Regions from separate parts of the Homo sapiens genome. Here regions 1 and 2 are each linked to region 3. The links are chromatin contacts, found by Hi-C or POLR2A ChIA-PET in ENCODE. All regions are on one chromosome and are shown on one strand. The core of a region is the stretch at or near the end of the contact, and the rest is flanking DNA. Distances in the headings are between cores, read along the strand shown.

Region 1 (2,700 bases), core at 90-2,589, 190 kb before region 3:
CTCATTTTCCACACCAGTCCCTGCCATTTACAGAGCAGGAAACTGAGGCTTGGGGAGGGGAGATGTCTGGGACAAAAGAATAAGGAGCGCTTAGGGGGCAGAATCTAACCCAGATTTTGCTGCCCTCAAAGGTCCTCTTTTTTATTGTTGTTGTTGTTTTTTAGACGGAGTCTCACTTTGTCGCCCTGACTGGAGGGCAGTGGTGCAATTTTGGCTCACTGCAACCTCCACCTCCCAGGTTCAAGCGATTCTCCTGCCTCAGCCTCCCGAGTAGCTGGGATTACAGGTGCCCACCACCACGCCTGCCTAATTTTGTATTTTTAGTAGAGACGGGATTTCACCATGTTGGCCAGGCTGTTCTCGAACTCCTGACCTCAAGTGATCGGCCTGCCTTGGCCTCCCAAAGTGCTGGGATTACAGGCATGAGCCACCACGCCCGGTCTCAAAGGTCCTCTTTAGGCCTCAATTTTAACTTAATTTCTTTTTCCCAAGGATAGAAGGTAGAATTTCATTTCTCACAAAGAAATGAAGTTCAGTCCACGCCATTTCTCTGACCCCTGTCGATACCCCCGCGTCTCTCTCCTAAGCCCCACCTCTGGACACGCCCCAACCGAATGTCTCTCTTACCCCAGACGGGCCTGGCTTTCCTCTGGGGTGAGTTGGTCGAATTCCTTGGCCACTTCCCGTCCCAGGAAAGCCTCATGGTCGTACTGGAAGTTCCCGTGGGCGTCATCATGGGGAGCGTCGCTCAGGGGGGCCGCCTGGTGCACCCTCCCCTGGCCATGAGGGCCTGCGTCTGGGGATGGCTTCCCCTGGGCCCCGTGCCTCAGTAGCAACAGAAGCAGCAGAACTGATGGTCGCCACATCATCGGTCCCTGGGGAGTGGCAAAGGCCAGGGGTCAGGGGTCACAGGGATGGGGACAGACACGGGATAGGAGAATGGCGGGGTGGAGGGGTTACCTAGGACAGGACAGGGAGTTGGAAGTTGGCTGCAAGCTTTCGGGCTCAAAAAGGGCGGGCGATGGGGGAAAAGAGGGCGGGATGCTTAGAGGTAAAGCCACCTATGGGGAGGACCGAATCTTCTGACGGAGTCTCAGGGGGGTCCCAGACCTGCCAGGGGGAATTACAGAGACAGACGTGGCGCACATCCCACGCAAGGTGCAGGGCATAGTTGTGGCCAGCGAGAGGTCAGGCAGGCTCCCCGTCATTGCTCCCAGTCCGGACCCTGGTCCTCGACCCGAGCCGCCCTCCCTGGACAGAGGCCCCCCACCCACTCCCTTTACCCTGTTATCCAGCTTCGCTCCGCTCTCCACGCTCCGCTCTGCGTTCCCGCAAATGTGCCCAATTCGGCCGCTCTCCAGTCAGGCCCCGCCTCTGGCAGCGCAGAGCCCCGCCCCCCGCCCAATGAGCTCGCACGAGCGTCTCACGGGGCGGGGCCAATGAGTGCACGGGGTGCCGCGGGCACTCCTCGCCACGTCCACAAAGGAAACCGCGGCCTGCCCGGGGAAGAAGGGTGGGCGACACCGCAGTGACGCGGCCGGGGAGAACTACAACTCCTGGCAGTCGTCGCGGCACTCTGCCGTCCACCTCCAGCTGTTCTAGTCACAACGCCTCACGGGAAATGTATTTTTCCCTTTCCCTTTGTCAGGATGGTTTAAGAAAGAGGTGTACGTTCCAACACTTCTATACCAAACAAAACAAAACAAAACAAAAATAAACAAAAAGAACGAAAGAAAAGAAAAAAGGCCGGGCGCGGTGGCTCACGCCTGTAATCCCAGAACTTTGGGAGGCCGAGGCGGGCGGATCGCCTGAGGTCGGGAGTTCGAGACCAGCCTGATCAACACGGAGAAACCCCATCTCTACTAAACATACAAAATTAGCCGGGTGTGGTGGCGCATGTCTTTAATCCCAGCTACTTTGGGAGGCTGAGGCAGGAGAATTGCTTGAACCTGGGAGGCGGAGGTTGTGGTGAGCCGAGATCGCACCATTGCATTCCAGCCTGGGCAACAAGAGCGAAACTCCGTCTCAAAAAAAAAAAGAAAGAAAAGAAAAGAAAAGAAAAGGGAGAGCAGAATCAAGGGGCCGGAGGAAATATCCCATTTCCTCCAAGAGTGAACACTGCTCCTCGCTCCTCTTCGGCTCCAAGGATTCAGGTGGTCAGACAGTAGCCAAGAATTCCTCAAAATGCCTGGCATGGCAGTCATCCAGTAAATATTTGTAAAAGTTATGAATTAAAAATACATGACCTCAGGTTGAGCACAGTAGCTCAATGCCTGTAATCCCAGAACTTTGGGAAGCTGAGGCAGGTGGATCACCTGAGGTCAGGAGTTCCAGACCAGCCTGACCAACATGGTGAAACCCCGTCTCTACTAAATACAAAAAATTAGCCGGGTGTGGTGGTGCATGCCTGTAATCCCAGCTACTTGGGAGGCAGGAGAATTGCTTGAACCTGGGAGGCGGAGGTTGCAGTGAGCTGAGATCACGCAATTGTACTCCAGTCTGAGCAACAAGAGCAAAACTCTGTCTTAAAAAAAAAAAAAAAAAGTGACCTTAGGCCGGGCGCGGTGGCTCACACTTGTAATCCCACCCCTTTGGGAGGCAGAGGCGGGTGGATCATGAGGTCAGGAGATCGAGACCATCCTGGCTAACATGGTGAAACCCCGTCTGTACTAAAAATACAAAAAATTAGCCAGGCATGGT
Region 2 (2,700 bases), core at 21-2,520, 180 kb after region 3:
GAGGCCAACTCAAGTAGGAATCGAAGGGGCGGGGCTACTGGAGAACGGAATCACCCAGAACGAAAAAGGGGTCCGGTAGAAGGGATTCAGTTGGAAGAAGGAATTAGGGAAAAGGAGGTGGAGCTAGCACTAATCTCGCACGCTATACTGAGTGGCTGCCTAATTTTGCTCGTGCAGTACCCCTCAAGCCTCTTTTCTCTGCTGTCCCACAGGAAGCTACGTTGACTATTTCTCCTCGTCCCTTTATCAGTAAGTGTGTAAAAGGGGAGCGTGTAAAAGCCCCGTTTAGAGAAGTGCTTGTCTCGCTATGAGTTATCAGATGACTCTGGGACTCCATTTCCCCGTCCATGAAATGGGCAGGTTAATGATCTCTAAGCGTCCTGGGGTGGGCTTTGAACACCAGCTGTCTAACTTCTGGCGTTCTCGTCTCCAGGGCCCTGGCAGACATGCTGGAAACGCCGGAACCCTGACCCAGTCGCTCGACTGCGACGCAGGTGTACCTCCCCCTGCCTTCCAACCCCTTTCCACGAGCTATATTTATTTCTCCGAATAAACGTGCTCCCCGAAACCTCATTGTCAGACGTGGGGTCTGGGAATCTCAGGGCATCGGGGAATGCGGGTAGGGTCTAGAGACCTGGACCTAGACTTGAGGGATGAGGGGCCTGGACTCCTGGCTCGAGGTGGTTGGTTGAACAGCCCCCCCCCCCCCCGCAAAAAAAAAATCAGTCAACAAGGAAGCTTTTTGAAACAGTTCTCTTTACCCGTGATCACTGAGTGACGCCTGGGGCGGGGAGGCCGACCGAGAGTCGGGGGCGAGGGCTCCCCCACCGTCCCCCTGCCCCCACGCCACGTCGCCCAGCGGCATCGTGGAAAGAGGATTCTCCCATGCAAACCCCGGAGCCAGAGGAGAAGGGGAAGCGCCATTCTGCGCCCCCTACCCCCGGGGCACGGACACGGCCACAGCACGGGGGGCGGTGAGGCCCCGGGGACACGAGACACGGGGGAGGGAGAGGGGAACCCGCCCGCAGATGACCCGGGGGACCGGCGACCGGACGCGGCGGGGCGGAGCTGAGTGGCACAGGGGGCGAGGCTTGTAGCAGCGAGTCCCCCCTCCCCTCCTTTCGGACGAAGAAGGAAGACTTGGGCCCCGCGACTGGGCAGGAAAAAGGGGAGGGAGCAGCCTCTCCCCGCATGCGGCCCGGGAGGGAAGCCCCGCCCCCTTCCCGCGGGTAAAGGACACCCGTCTCCCAACAGAAACTGATCAATAAATTACAAAGTAGAGAAAAGGAAAGCGGACGTTTGGGGCGGGATTTCTTCCTCCCCGCTTCTTCCCCCTCTCAGTCCAGTTCATGTGGTTTGGTCCAGGCCCCGGCCCTGTGCGAGGCGGGCGCGCGCACTCCCGCTGGTCTGTACAGATGGTCCAGTCCTCGGCGCGAGCTCCCCCGCCCGCTCTCCCCGGCGAGGCCACAGTCCGGGCAGGAGAGGGAACAGCCCAGCCTCGGGAAGATTCTTCCGTCCGAGTGAGGTCACCTGCATGACGCCGGGCAGCGCGTGGAGCAGTGAAGATCCACCGTGCCGCCCCGCACCCCCAAGGTCGCCCAGCACGGTCCTCACCTGGAGGCCTGCACTAGCAGGAATAGGTCCGGACCGAAACGCCGTCTGCCCGGGAACTCCCAGAAGTCTGGCCTGGAGGGAGAGCGAGCAGCGGTTCAGCCTGGAGCACCCTCCTCCCTGTTCCTCTCCAGGATTCCTCCCTTTGGACTTCCCTTCCCGATGTCACAACGATCGCCGGGCTCCACATGGGTTTCCCTCCCTTCCCCGCAGCCAAGGACTCAAACTCGCATTGGGCGAGTTCACTCCCGCCCTGGGAAGGGGGAGTGGGATTTATCCATTTCATCCTGACGGGGGAGTCCGGAACGTTGGAGCAGTCCATTCCTCAGGGGTGGGCGAGAAAGGACTAGGCCATTCCAGAACCCGGACTACTGAGGTGGTCCATGCCCCACCCTAGGGAAGCGAGGAAGGGCTGTCGCATTTGGGAGCCCCCCACCTTCTGGCTGCAGCTTGCGGAGAGGGAGCCCCGGAGAGCCCAGGGCTCCCGCTGCAGCCGAACGAAAGTTGGGGGGCAACATCTCAGCTGAGTCGGGAGTTACGCCTCGGAGGTCCTTCTCCCGGAACATCTTCCGCCAGGATGGGGAGCGGCTGAAAGACTTGGCGCTGTCCTAGGTATAGGAGCCGGACAGCCGGTGAGGGACTCCTGCCTTGTCTGACTCCGCCCCTTCCTTTGACTCCACCCCTCTCCGGGTCTCACCTCTCCTTTAACCCCGCCCCTCTCCTGGCCCCGCCTCCAACCGTGACCATTAATAGTCAGGCCCCGCCCCCTCAGCTCAGCCTCTCGAGGAGCCGCTGGGAGCAGAGCCCTCTGAGCTGTTGCCGCGCCCACCTCGTCCAGCCGCCTGTCTGTGCCTAAGGAGATAAGGTTGCTGAATTCCTTCTCCAGAAGCTGCCGGGCCTGGAAAGAGGAGGTGGAGGGGGCGGTTGGAGCGTGCAGTCTGCGAGGTGGGGACGCCCAGCATGCTCCGGGCCCAGCGGCAGCTCACCTGTGCATTCTGCGTGGGGATCTGCAGGAGCAAGGCCAGGTCGGAGTAGTCGAAGGTCTCGTCCAGGGCGAGCAGTGCCCCGTGTACCCCGCTCTCCGTGAGG
Region 3 (2,700 bases), core at 201-2,700:
CCCATTTCCCACCTAGGCAGCCACCCAAGTGGGGAGCAGTATCTTGGTGCCCCTCTCTCTGGGACTCTGTCCCTGCCCCACCCTGAGTCCCTGTTTCCTTCTGAAACTTTCTCTTCTTTCTGGGCCTGTTTCCCGTCCCTGGATCTCTGTCTCTCTTCCTCTTACCCTCTCCTTCCTCCTTCAGCTCCTCCTCGTCCCCAGTAGTTTCAGCCCTATCACTTGTTCTGTGACATTGGCTTGGCTCCTTAAACCTCCCTGAGGCATAGGAGATGATATCTATTTCTTAGGGTTTTTTTTTGAGTTGGAGCCTCGCTCTGTCCCCCAGGCTGGAGTGCAGTGATGTGATCTCGGCTCACTGCAACCTCTGCCTCCCAGGTTCAAGTGATTCTCCTGCCTCAGCCTCCCTAGTAGCTGCGACTACAGGCATGTGCCACCATGCCTGGCTAACGTTTTGTATTTTTGAGTAGAGACAGGGTTTCACCATGTTGGCCAGGCTATTCTCGAACTCCTGACCTCAAGTGATCCACCTGCCTCGGCTTCCCAAAGTGCTGGAATTACAGGTGTGAGCCACCGCGCCCGGCCCCTAGGGTCATTTTGAGAGACACATGAGGACATGTGTTCAACCCAGTCCTCAACACAGGGCAAAGACTTCTTAAATATGAGCGTTTAGGGTTATATTTCATTATTATTTAGGGTCATACTTCATTATTATTTTCCTATTATTAATGTTATTTTGGCTCTTTTACGTCCTTGCTGTATGACATCCATCAAGGGGCTTCCCCTCTCTGAACCTCAAGCGAGGGGAAGGTTTGTGGGGGCATCTGACCAGCCACAAGTCCCGACAGATAGGAAGTGCTTGAGAAATGGCTCTCATGATCATTGTTGTTTGTATGCACAACCCCATTTGCCGGAAGAAGACTCAGGCTCCAAGAAGCCTCCGGTGAGCAGTGGATGGGAGCCTGTAGCCTGCCTGCAGAGTAGGGCACCGTAGGTCTCCCTGAGACAAGGGAGACCCCAGGAAGTTGCTTGGGTTGGGGGAGGCCCTCCCACCTGCCCCAGCCCCCCTCACCCACAAAGGACACGAAGCTGGTCTTGTCAATGAGGATCCAGATGCCGAAGCAGAAGATCAGGCTGCCGAGGACCTGGGGAGAGGAGATGCGGATACGGGGGTGGGCCACAGGGGAAGATGAGGGCTGGGTTAGCGGCAGGGGCTGGGCCCCGGCTGGGTAGCCATGAGGCAACTCACGAAGAAGAAGAGGTTGAAAACGAAGAGGAAGTACTTGATGAGGCTGAGGCAGCTCTCCTGGGCTGACATCTTCACCTAGTGGGGTAAGCGGTCCACTCACCACACAGAAGAGGTGCTGACAGTGGGGGAGACAGGGAGAAAGAAAGAGGCTGAGAGAGAAAGAGAGACGGAGAGCTGAGAGAGAAAGGAAGAACCCCAAAAGAGGAAGTTCCAGGGGTGGGGCTCCACCCACTCCCGCTTCATGTAAGGTGGCTTTCTGTCTCTCTCTCTGTCCCTGTCTCCCTCACCTGCTCCACTGGGACACATGCTCTGGTACCTGAGGGGCCTTGGAATTTGTGGGCACCAAGGACTCATGGGGCAGTCCCTCCCAGGTCTCCATGTCTCAGGCGCTGGGGGATCTAAAGGGACCCCTGATCTACTGGAACCCACCTCTGGGCATGGGGACCTCAGGGCTGACCCTGGACAGCAGCTGACCTCACAGACACTCTGACCTCATGGCCTGCTAAGCTCTCCCATCTCTGCATCCAGCTGTGTCTCCCATTTCCTGCCCTGGGTCTCTTGTTCCTCCTCTCTGGGTCTTTGTCCCCACCTTCCTGCTACTCCCCATCTCTGTCCCCTTATCTCAGCAGAGTCTCTCCCTCCTCTGGGTCTCTGTCCTCCTGCCTCCTGGGGTCTCTATCCTCCCTCTCTCTGTGTTTCTTTATTTTATTTATATATTTGTTTCTTTTTGAGACAGGGTCTCACTTTTCACCCAGGCTGGAGTACGGTGGGGAAAACAGCTCACTGTAGCCTGGGCTCAAGCTATCCTCCCACCTCTGCCTTCTGAGTAGCTGGGATTACAGGTGCACACTACCATGCCTGGCTAATTTTTGTATTTTTTGTAGAAATGGGGTCTTGCTATGGAGTGGGAGTGTTGTATTTTTTATATTTAATTAAAAAAAAACAGAGATAGGGTCTCACTAGGTTGCCCAGGCTGGTCTGGAACTCCTGGACTCAAGCGACCCTCCTGCCTTGGCCTCCCAAAGTGTTGGGATTACAGGCGTGAGCCACTGTGCCTGGCCTCTCTCTGCTTCTGGCCCCTTCTTTGGGTCCTTCCTCCTTTCTCTCTTCATCTCTCTTTTGTTTTTGTTTTTGAGACAGGGTCGCCCAGGCTGGAATGCAGTAGTGCGATCATAGCTCACTGCAGCCCCAACCTTCCCAGGCTCGAGCAATCCTTGCACCTCAGCCTCCCAAGTAGCTGGGACTACAGGTGCACACCACCATGCCTGGCTAATTTTCTTCATTTTTTGTAGAGATGGGAGTCTCACTGTGTTGCCTAGGCTGGTCTCAAATTTCTGGGCTCAAGTGATCCTCCTGCCTTGGCCTCCTAAAGTGCTGGGATTATGGGCGTGAGCCACTGTGCCCAGCCTGTCTTCTTTTCTCTGTCTCCCCCTTCCCCACTTGTTTTTGTGCCT

Evidence for each region. A loop is a pair of places that touch in the nucleus more often than their neighbours do. ChIA-PET counts read pairs that join two places held with the same protein, here RNA polymerase II (POLR2A). Pooled maps may share reads with other maps.
Region 1: a pooled map shows a loop between it and region 3 (5-fold over the local background). The contact joins the promoter of RCN3 here to the promoter of CD37 in region 3. A Hi-C loop is called at or near these places in 4 of 50 pooled maps. POLR2A ChIA-PET finds 5 or more read pairs at or near these places in 3 of 52 experiments (GM10248, activated CD4-positive, alpha-beta T cell and activated T-cell).
Region 2: a loop to region 3 is called in a pooled map, with 2.3 times the contacts of the local background. The contact joins the enhancer-like site here to the promoter of CD37 in region 3. A Hi-C loop is called at or near these places in 1 of 50 pooled maps. POLR2A ChIA-PET finds 5 or more read pairs at or near these places in 6 of 52 experiments (Caco-2, GM10248, HEK293 and 3 more).

What each region holds. Positions count from the first base shown.
Region 1 is chr19:49,526,642-49,529,341 of GRCh38, reverse strand. RCN3 (reticulocalbin 3) reads right to left here and starts at 1,339. Exons shown (of 7, transcript NM_020650.3): 1 at 1,284-1,339; 2 at 628-875. The coding sequence starts at 869. RefSeq lists a silencer at 1,262-1,381 and an enhancer at 845-1,423.
Region 2 is chr19:49,149,066-49,151,765 of GRCh38, reverse strand. It overlaps PPFIA3 (PPFI scaffold protein A3), which reads right to left. Exons shown (of 30, transcript NM_003660.4): 26 at 2,598-2,700; 27 at 2,441-2,509; 28 at 2,048-2,219; 29 at 1,615-1,686; 30 at 740-1,530. The coding sequence ends at 1,628. It overlaps HRC (histidine rich calcium binding protein), which reads left to right. Exons shown (of 6, transcript NM_002152.3): 5 at 213-249; 6 at 434-568. The coding sequence ends at 470. Among named protein-coding and RNA genes, the nearest start is that of HRC, 5.0 kb to the left of the region's middle. RefSeq lists enhancers at 1-434, 2,024-2,243. Within about 2 kb of position 1,270, at least 34 of the 41 ENCODE cell types and tissues checked have a DNase peak (open chromatin) inside an H3K27ac peak, as active enhancers do.
Region 3 is chr19:49,334,156-49,336,855 of GRCh38, reverse strand. It overlaps CD37 (CD37 molecule), which reads right to left and starts at 1,450. Exons shown (of 8, transcript NM_001774.3): 1 at 1,247-1,450; 2 at 1,070-1,142. The coding sequence starts at 1,315. It also overlaps a transcript of SLC6A16 not described here. RefSeq lists enhancers at 1,220-1,339, 1,830-1,899.